3 separate regions of the Homo sapiens genome follow, and all the other regions are linked to region 2. A link is a contact called in ENCODE Hi-C or POLR2A ChIA-PET data. All regions are on one chromosome and are shown on one strand. Each heading gives the region's core, a stretch centred on a gene start or an enhancer-like site at or near the end of the contact. The rest is flanking DNA. Distances are from core to core; before and after follow the strand shown.

Region 1 (2,964 bases), core at 44-2,543, 380 kb before region 2:
CTACCCGCCAGAGAACAAACACCCTTTGACCGTAATTTTCCTTTACCTACCCAAATCTTATAAAACAGCCCCACCCCTATCTCCCTTCACTGACTCTCTTTTCGGACTCAGCCCGCCTGCACCCAGGTGATTAAAAGCTTTATTGCTCACACAAAGCCTGTTTGGTGGTCTCTTCACACGGACACGCATGAAAAATACAGCACATGTTTTTGTGAGCACAGGGTTGGGACAAGAGTTACAGATTAACAGCATCTCAAAGCAGAACAATTTTTCTTAGTGCAGATCAAAATGGAGTTTCTTATATCTTCCTTTTTCTCCATAGACACAGTAACAATCTGATCTCTCTTTGTTTTCCCCATAATGTATTATGTCTCCATAAAATGTATAAAAGCAAGCTGGAGCCTAACCACCTTGGGCATGTGTCCTCAGGACCTTCTAAGGATGTGTCACAGGTACGTCTTTAACCTCGGCAAAATAAACTTTCTAAATTGATTCAGACTTGTCTCAAATACTTTTTGGTTTACAAATTGGCAACCGATGAAAGAGACTCTGAGTATAGGTGGCCTCAACCTCTGACAAATCTATTGATATTTAGTACCAGCTTTTAGCTGTCTTTATGGTCGAAACCAACAGGACAATTGGCTGAGAGCTGGGAGCCCTCCTCCCTCCAGAGAATCCTGATCTCCCCAAATTTGGTTGAGATCCAAAGTGTATTTTGCTGTACAACTCCTTTTCTAGAGTTTTACTTGCTTCCAACAAGGAAAGCAAGTTTTCCTGCTTCCATGACAATAGAAGGCAGGTAACTCCTTTCTGGAGTTAGAGCTCACTTCCAACAGAGAAGGCGAATTTGAGTTTTCCTGCTTCTAGAATGGTAGAGAGCAGTCTTCAGCCTGAGACCCATTCCTAGGTAAGTGACTGAATTGGGGTTTCATCTTGGTTAAAGTTATGATGCAGCTGGTCGTAGTTTCTCCTTACTGTTATAGCGCTCAGTAATCATATTGTTGGGTTTTTGTTGTTGTTTGTTCTGGTCTTTCTCCCATCAGATTTGACCAATTCTGCCTGACTTAGTCAAATCTGAATAAAAATTCCAAATTGTAGGGAACAAGGCCTCTCTGAATTAGCTAAAATTCCTTGCTGCTGCAAAAGAAAAAAAAATCAATTTCTGGTTGCTTCCTGTCTTTAAAAAAAAATTGTTCTTTCATTTACTTTTCTCTACCCTATTCCTCCTTCCCCACTTTGCCATACTCAGTACGAAGAAAAATCTAGAGATGACTCAAACCCCTTAAAGAACACAGAACAAAGGCACCACTCACCCCATTTGGGGGTGTTCTGTTTTCTTTGTGGAGTTTCAAGAGTCATGGGCAGATTCTTCTTAGGTCTAAAGTTCTGCTTTCCTGTATTACATTACCTCACCTCTTTGGCTTTTGTGAGTAGCAGAGATTACCTTGTACTGTGAGAGGATTTTACCTTGATGTGTGTACTGGCGGATGAGAGCTACAAAGTTAAAGCTGACTGAGGACAGTTTACAGGAAGCAGTCTTCACTGTTTTGTTTTTTCCACCTAGGAAGTTGTTTAGGATCCTAATTCTAATTCAGAGGTGCATTCTACAGAGTCTTCTCCATTGCCTTTCCTCTCAAAATTAATCTTGATTGGCTTCTCTGGGCATTTGCGTGAGGAACTGAAACTCATTTTCATAGATAAATGAGAGAATGAGTTTCCTCAGCTCCCTAAAGGGCATTTTGCTTCTCCCAGCTGAAAGGCTCCCCTGGATTACTAGGGGCTAAGTGGGAGTGTCTAGTGGGTTGACCCCCAGCAACGTGCAGCAGCCCTACAGGGAATCCCCAACAAAATTAGTTTTAAAAGGCTTGTCCAAGAAATGAATATAGGAGCTGGTCATTCCATGCTTTGAGCCCTCCTGGAGGTGCTAGACCTCTGGAGACAAAAATGACTCAGTGGATAACACGCTATGGAGTCCTGCCAATAACCAGCACACTTCAACCCATTCCACTAAACCCTAGGCCTTTAAAAAAAAAAAAAAAAAGGTGGGAAACAATCTAAGAATGGGAAAAACAAGGAGAATGACTCCCTTTCAGGCACTCTGTTGGTTTTATGGCACCTCTGCTTGCAAGTGTTTGTGTAAAATGGTCTTTATGGTCTTTTTGTGCACAATTACATCAAGGAAATTTCAGAGCCCAAAGGTCAACCTGCAACTATAAGGTTCCTAAGTTATCTATCTCTTTCTTTTCTGCCTGCTTTAAGTCTGCTGTTACTTTTTTGCTGAGATAGAATCCACTGTTTGTATTCAACCATTTCGTTTTTGTTATTGTTAATTGTTTTTGCAAACCAATGAGTTTGTATTAATATCTCCTGGCTAGAGTTCTGAAGTAAAAGCTATAGAATCTTTGTGTGAGGGTGTATGTGTGTGTTTATGTGTACATATGCATATTTTGTTATGTGTTTTGGCCACAGGGACCAAATGTGGCTTAAACTTACAGAGTACTCATAAATAAGCCCAAACGCTTTTCAAGTTCACGTGACAGTAAAATCTTTTTTTCTTTTTCTTTTTCTTTTTTTTTTTTTTGAGACAGAGTCTCACTCTGTTGCCCAGGCTAGAGCGCAGTGGCATGATCTCAGCTCACTGCAAACTCTGTCGCCTGAGTTCAAGCGATTCTCCTTCCTTAGCCTCTCTAGTAGCTGGGATTACAGGTGCCTGCCACTGTGCCTGGATAATTTTTGTAGTTTTAGTAGAGACGGGGTTTCACCATCTTGGCCAGGCTGGTCTTGAACTCCTGACCTCGTGATCCACCCACCTCGGCCTCCCAAAGTGCTGGGATTACAGGCATTAGCCACCACGCCTGGCTGACAGTAAAATCTTTAATCTAGCTTTAAAATTACTTGTAAAGTAATATGAGAAATGTCTTAAGAATTGTCAGCATACATTTTTGTTTGCATTTATTGATCAAG
Region 2 (2,899 bases), core at 10-2,509:
GAAGAGGGGGAAGATCCCTGTTAATTAGTTGCCTCGATAAAAGAAAATATCATTTTGGTCAGTGCACAGCGTTGATAGGGTTTCGTTTCTCAATGCCTAAATGCTGTGAGCCCGACGTACAGATTCAAGTATAAACAACACGTGACCAGTCCTGTTGCCTACGTCTTCATAAGGCTAATTGACACAGAAGATAGTTCACACACACACCCTTTTAAAGTTCATTTTGTATTTTGAATTCTTTTCCTATTTTCACTGGAAGGGGTCACCGTGGTAGCCCGTGGGATGGACGCTCCTCTACCTTTTGAGGCAGGTAGAGTTCTTAGATAGCTAAGCCCAAGGGAAAAAAAGATGTTAACTCAAAATAACCGCCCCACACCAAACTAAGCGATTTTTCTATTCCCCGGTTGTTCAATCCGTAGGGAGAAGGAGGTGGTCGAATTCAAGGAAGTTAAAGATTTCACAAAGTAAACACGTACACAATTTTCCGTTTCAAAGGGCAGTTTCTGCTTTCTTTTTTAAGTCGATATAGACCATAACAGGAGCTCTGTTCGTCTAGACCTCTCTTGGTTAGTTCAGATGTACGCGGGGGGAATACAGAAGGAAGGGGGTGTCCTCCTTCGGCCCACCATGTCGCGAACACGTCGCGAGTCTTTAAGGGAAACAGCTTTACTTCGGTAAGGGCGGGCGCGAGCCGAGGCCAAGGCGCCGCCCGGGAGCCCCGCGGGCGCCGAGGCGCCCGGTGCCGGGGCCGGAAACGCCCAGCTAGCGGCGTACCGGGCCGCCCCTTCCCCGCGGACCTGCCCGGAGCTCCGCCGCCCTGGGGCCGCCGCGGGGTGCGGAGGGCGGCGCCGGCCGCCCGCGCCCCTCCCCCGCCCGCGGCGGAAGCGTCTCGGGTTTGAAAGATGCCGCGGCCGCCGCCTCCCACCCGCCGAGCCACAAAGGGCCGAGCCCCCTCCCGCCACAGCCCTCCTCCCCGGCCCCTCCACAGGTCGCCGCGGGCTCCCAGCCTGCCCGGCGCTACTGTCGCCTGCTCACCCGCGTCCCTCGGTCCGGAGGTGTGGGATCCGCTCCAGCCGGTGGCCCCGTCCACACTGGGCCCCTCCGGCGCGGCGGCGGGGGCGTGGCCCTCCCGCCGCGGCCTCGCCTGGGGTCTCGCCTCCGCCTCCGGCCGAGGAAGGCTGGCGCCGCCGCCTCTTCCTTCCGGTTTCCCCTCGCACCCTCCCTCGCTTGGTCCGTCCAGCGCGGAAAGCAGCGTCCTCTGCGGGCGCCGCCGCACGCTCCTCAGGGCCCGACCACCGCCAGACTCCTCCCCCGGGAGCCGCGCCGCCCGCCCGCCCGCGCCGCCTTGTCAGTCCGGGGCCGCGAGACGCCGGGCCCGCCGCCCCCGCCGCCCCCGCCCCCGCCCCCGCCGCGCGCTCTCGCCCCCGCCCGCGGCCCGGGAACGCGCGCGCAATGGACCGCTGGCCAGCCTGCCGCGCCCGCCCTCGCCACGCCGCCCTCCCGCCTCGCGCGCGCGCGCGCCTGTCGGCACCAGCGGCAGTTTTGCAGTTTCCCGGGTCCTCGCGACCGTCCCCCGCCCCTCCCTTACTCTAGCTGCCCCCGCCCTTTTCCTCTGCCGGATGCCACCGGAAAGCCAAAACAATTGGGGCCGCGCAGGCGCGAAAGAGGAAACGGAAAGAGCAGGAAGGGCGGGGGCGGCGCGAGGTGACGGGAAGCGTAATTGAAGGGGGTTCCCGGGAAAGGTCATGGGAGAGCCCTTGAGGGGCGCGTGCGCGGCAGAGGGGCACTCCGAGTAGCCGCGGCGGCCGAGGCCTTGGGCCTAGACGGGCGGATGGAGAGGCCCGACAAGTTCATTGCTAGGAAATCTAGAGAGCAAAACACCAATTGTTATGCTGAAGGAGGTGTTTTATCCCTTGGAATTTCCCCTGAAATACAGATTTTTGCAGGCTGGCTCGGAAAGTGGGAATGAGTAGGACTAAACAATACCAGACCGGGGGCAGGAGAAAGTTGAGGAGGCGTTGGGCGGGTCGCTTTGTTGCCGCAGCACCTCTTCTCCAAACCATGCCCTCCTCTCTCCAGAGCCGCTTCGGCTTTTCCCAAGGCCAAGGAAGAAGTCAGAGCAGCACCCAAAAGGGCCCGCAGTTGGGGGAGGTTAGGGGAAAAGGGAGAGAGAGACATCTGGGTGCGGACGGCAGCTCCAGCGTCTGAAGCCTTCCGTTGTGTGCTGCAATGCGGCGGCTGCACGCCCCCAACCCCCCGAGTTCCAAAAGAGCGCCTTCAGCGTTGCTTCGCAAAGCGAAGCGTTTGTAGCAGCAGCTAATGGCTGTGGCCCGTACTGTTTTAGTTAACTTGGCACAGCTTGCTGGCAGGCAGGCTGTAAATTTGCTAGGAGCTATTCGTGGATCAAAAAATTGTCAGAAATGCCCACACAGACTCCACCTACCTTCCTAACTTACAGTCTTGGCACAAGCCCAATCTAGAGAATATAGATGACTAATTATAATCTGAAAGGCCATACAGTACATTACTGAAGGGAGCCTCTTCCTGTAAACTAGGCTAGATCAACTGAATGCACACCAAGATGCGTGTTATCAGGAACTACTGATAAAGGATTGTTTTACTGTAGAATCTGGAAACTACATTCAACAAATCTTCATTGAGTTTCCAGCATGCTACCACTGTACTTAGTCTAATTAAGTAGTTAAGTGGTATGATATCAAACAAGCTATACAAAAGATTAAAGTCATTTAACACACACTTGAGCACCTACTTTGTGCCAGATTGGGTATGAGAGATGCGGTCTAAACATGCAGACAACAACAACAAATGATACCTGCGGCAAGGAGTTCGTGATTCATCCTGTGGGCAACAAAAAGCCACTTAAGATTTTTAAGCAGGA
Region 3 (3,192 bases), core at 1-2,500, 300 kb before region 2:
CTTTCATCATAGAAATGGTCAAAAGACCATAGCTATATTTCCTTCAGGTTCTGGGAGGTGGAGTTTTTCAAGGAACACTGGCTGTTGTATTGTTGGCAGGGGCCCCAAGGCAGCTCGCACAATCAAAGGCAGGAAGCCTCACCCCTGGTCCTGTGACCCCCCCCCCCCACACACACACATACTTCAGGCTTGGATTCTAGGCTCCAAGTGGCCAGCATAGAAGCAGCAGCCTCTCTCCAAACCCTGGCTCTGTGAGCCATAGGAACCAGCACTAGGTCATCTTCTGACATAGCCCTGGTGAAGGTGTGTGTGTGTTGGTGGCCACACTTGCTAAGGCTTTTGTGTCTAAGAATTGAGTATTTGTACCTAGGTGTGAGGGAACCAGGGTCAGCCAGCCTTTTTCAGATGGCGCCAGGCACACACACTACATCAATGGCTTGCTGGTGGCTTCACCACTATCCAGGTGACTTAAAAGAGTGTTTGGAAAATGTCCCTGGTATACTTCAATTCCTACTAGACATTGTAATGACAATGGTGTAGGTAAGGAAGAGAGAGTTAAAACTACCAGTTGTGGAATAGAAATAGTTGCATGTCCAAAGAAGGCTTAGAATGATTGTGCATATGCAGTTGGCTCACATAACCAGCATGAACAGTCTCTCCCCAAATCCATTAGTGATTCACTACCCCCCGCCAAGCACAGCCCTAAAACAATTCTCGTCCACTTTCCTGTTAAGAAACACAGCAGCAATATACTTTGGCAGCAAACCAGAGCATATGATGTAACTTGCTCAACCTTATCTTCCTTTCCAAATTCTATACTAAGCATCTGATGTTTTTTAGAATAATTTCCTTTGGAAAGCCAACGAGAAAACAAATTAGGAAGAGAGAGAAGTGAGAAATTGTTGCATGGCTGAGGAACAAGATGCTTAAAATCTGAATGGAAGTATTTTGAGAGCAGTATTTCATGTGCTAAGGGTTATAAGAATTCTTTTAGAAAGGGATTAGAATTTTACTCTGCTAGTTACAAGTTTTAAAGTCACGCTACGGCATTATCACCCTGGCAGGTAGGTTTTGTTATTGTTTTACATTTTGTGAAAAAAAGTTTTGTAGAAGTTACAGCTAGTGGTCTTTTCCCTCCAGAGCCAGTGATGAGTGTGGGAGCACTTCAGCTCTGTAAGGGGCCAGCGTTCTGACCTTTAACCACATGAACTAACCTGCGTCAGCAGTTGCAGAAAGTAGCCTGTTAGGACAGCAGCTGCTAAGCGTTGCCTGGTATTTTAGTGGGGAGAAGGCTGGGACTCTTCATGGCATCAACACTTGCATGCTCTGAATCTTTGATCAGAGATGAGGTGCCATTTTTGGCATTTCCACCCCGTCTCGTGGTAGCCTTTAAAAGTGGTAGAAGATGCTGCCCTAATTCCCCGAGGATGATTGTCATTCCATGCAGCATAATGTGCCGTGAGGAGTTTTCTCATTCCAGTTCTTTGGACTTCGTAACATTGGAATTGTTTTTCCATAATTTCCGGCATTCCATAAATATTTGTCAAGGACAAAGAAAAGGAATGTGGATGTTTATTCTTTTCATATGAATGACTTTGTACACATGACTTCCTGCTTTCATTATGAAGGAGGGGAAACTAGTTCCCTTGTATGGTAACTCCAAAGTTAAAAAATTGTGCATGTCTGAGGGGTTGAATATATTTTGTAAAACTCTAAATACATTTGTATTTCTGTGCTGTTCTAAAGTTTACCTTTTTACTTATATGAAAGATAACTATATATTTAAATCATGTAAGTGGAACACAGTGTAGGGGGTTTTTCCAATCTTATTTTTCATCAGGTTCTCACACCCACGTAGTATGCTGCTCAAATTTTTTCGTGTGTGCAAATGTGAACATTTGAACATTTCAGTTAGGTACTGAGCCAGAAAAGGTAATTGAAGTTTTCAGAAAGCTTCTGTGCTTAGAAAATATTTTGTTGTTTTCTTAAAATATTAGTATTTTGTAGCTGGAAGAATAAGATCAAGGCTTACATGTTTCAGGCCACTTGGTCACTGGTTCCTGAATTTAGAAAACATTGGATTAATGAGTTGGTGAAGGCATTTAGTGGTTACAAAAACAGTTTAAATATTTATGATTAAAGGCTTTTCACAAACCTTTTTAAAGAAAATTTAGCTGAGAAAACTTAAAAAGTTTTCTAAGGAAGTTTAACTGTGGCACATGTTTTGATCAGAAAGGTAGTTCTCTTTGCTCTGGTAGTTTTAAAGTTTGTACTAGTTCTTTATTTCTGTTGTTTTTTTAAATTGTTAAAATTATAAATCACGTCTAATCATACTGAATTGTAAAACTTGAATTGTATCTTTATTTTAAGCATAAATGAGAATAAAATGATCCTGTTCACCCTGCCTACAGTTGGACTTGACCTGTCCTAGAAGTACCCTGTGTGTTGTCCATGTGGTTTCTGGCCTCCTTCACAGTTAAACGGCAGCTTCATTTATTAAGAAACCACACAGAATGAACTAAAGACTCATGACTCATTTACTCTCATTTTGACATCGCTTTGACAGTGGTGCCCAGCTTTCAAGGCAGTGACCTCTGCAGGAAGAGGCCCTTAGCTTCTGTGGAATGCTAAGTGCAGAGAGCTGCAAAAAGTATCAAGCAGAGCCTGGTCACAAGATAATGTCTCATTAGGATATTGTCCCAAGCAACCCATTTTGCACCTGGACTGATAAGTGTCAAAATAGCCCTTGATATTGCCACTGAAGACTCCTGCCACATTTTCATGTATATGTTCATGTACTGGGTTCCCTTACAACTGTTCTACAAAACAGGCTTTAGGATGTGCTTCACAGAAGAAGTGACAAACTTCCTTGCCCCCTGGGAATGTGTGCTTCCTTGAGTGCTGGTGCAGGGTTAAGCTGGAGTTACCAGTGTTCTTTGATGTGGACCGTGAGAGCCCTGGAGCTGATGGGATAACTTGAGGACAGTGGAGCTTCCTCTACTCAGGGAAAGGAAGGCATCTCCTTCCCTTTCCAGATGTCCCCCTCAGACTGAGCTCTCCTGTGGGGATGTGATGGGTCCCTATCACCCACCAAGGAAGAGCTGCCTACCCTTCATTCTGATAGGACAGGAGTTGCAGTTATTGAATCTGGTAACATCTGGAAGGAGTGTGATTAGGGAGCCTGTTCTTTCC

The links. Hi-C counts contacts between places; a loop is a spot of excess contacts on that map. ChIA-PET counts read pairs that join two places held with the same protein, here RNA polymerase II (POLR2A). Pooled maps may share reads with other maps.
Region 1: a pooled map shows a loop between it and region 2 (3-fold over the local background). The contact joins the enhancer-like site here to the promoter of KBTBD2 in region 2. A Hi-C loop is called at or near these places in 3 of 50 pooled maps. POLR2A ChIA-PET finds 5 or more read pairs at or near these places in 4 of 52 experiments (CD8-positive, alpha-beta memory T cell, WTC11, activated CD8-positive, alpha-beta memory T cell and 1 more).
Region 3: a map of endothelial cell of umbilical vein shows a loop between it and region 2 (8-fold over the local background). The contact joins the enhancer-like site here to the promoter of KBTBD2 in region 2. A Hi-C loop is called at or near these places in 1 of 168 maps with a recorded cell type or tissue (endothelial cell of umbilical vein) and 6 of 50 pooled maps. POLR2A ChIA-PET finds 5 or more read pairs at or near these places in 1 of 52 experiments (activated CD8-positive, alpha-beta memory T cell).

Annotation. Positions count from the first base shown.
Region 1 is chr7:32,514,743-32,517,706 of GRCh38, forward strand. The region is part of intron 1 of AVL9 (AVL9 cell migration associated); the gene reads left to right. Among named protein-coding and RNA genes, the nearest start is that of AVL9, 21 kb to the left of the region's middle. RefSeq lists enhancers at 1-155, 1,530-1,579. Within about 2 kb of position 1,294, at least 4 of the 41 ENCODE cell types and tissues checked have a DNase peak (open chromatin) inside an H3K27ac peak, as active enhancers do.
Region 2 is chr7:32,890,501-32,893,399 of GRCh38, forward strand. It overlaps KBTBD2 (kelch repeat and BTB domain containing 2), which reads right to left and starts at 1,260. Exons shown (of 4, transcript NM_015483.3): 1 at 1,036-1,260. RefSeq lists a silencer at 620-1,569 and enhancers at 1,341-2,044, 1,750-1,809.
Region 3 is chr7:32,586,306-32,589,497 of GRCh38, forward strand. AVL9 (AVL9 cell migration associated) reads left to right here. Exons shown (of 16, transcript NM_015060.3): 16 at 1-2,421. It also overlaps the pseudogene DPY19L1P1. Among named protein-coding and RNA genes, the nearest start is that of AVL9, 92 kb to the left of the region's middle. Within about 2 kb of position 1,251, at least 11 of the 41 ENCODE cell types and tissues checked have a DNase peak (open chromatin) inside an H3K27ac peak, as active enhancers do; they include endothelial cell of umbilical vein, where a contact is called at or near this core.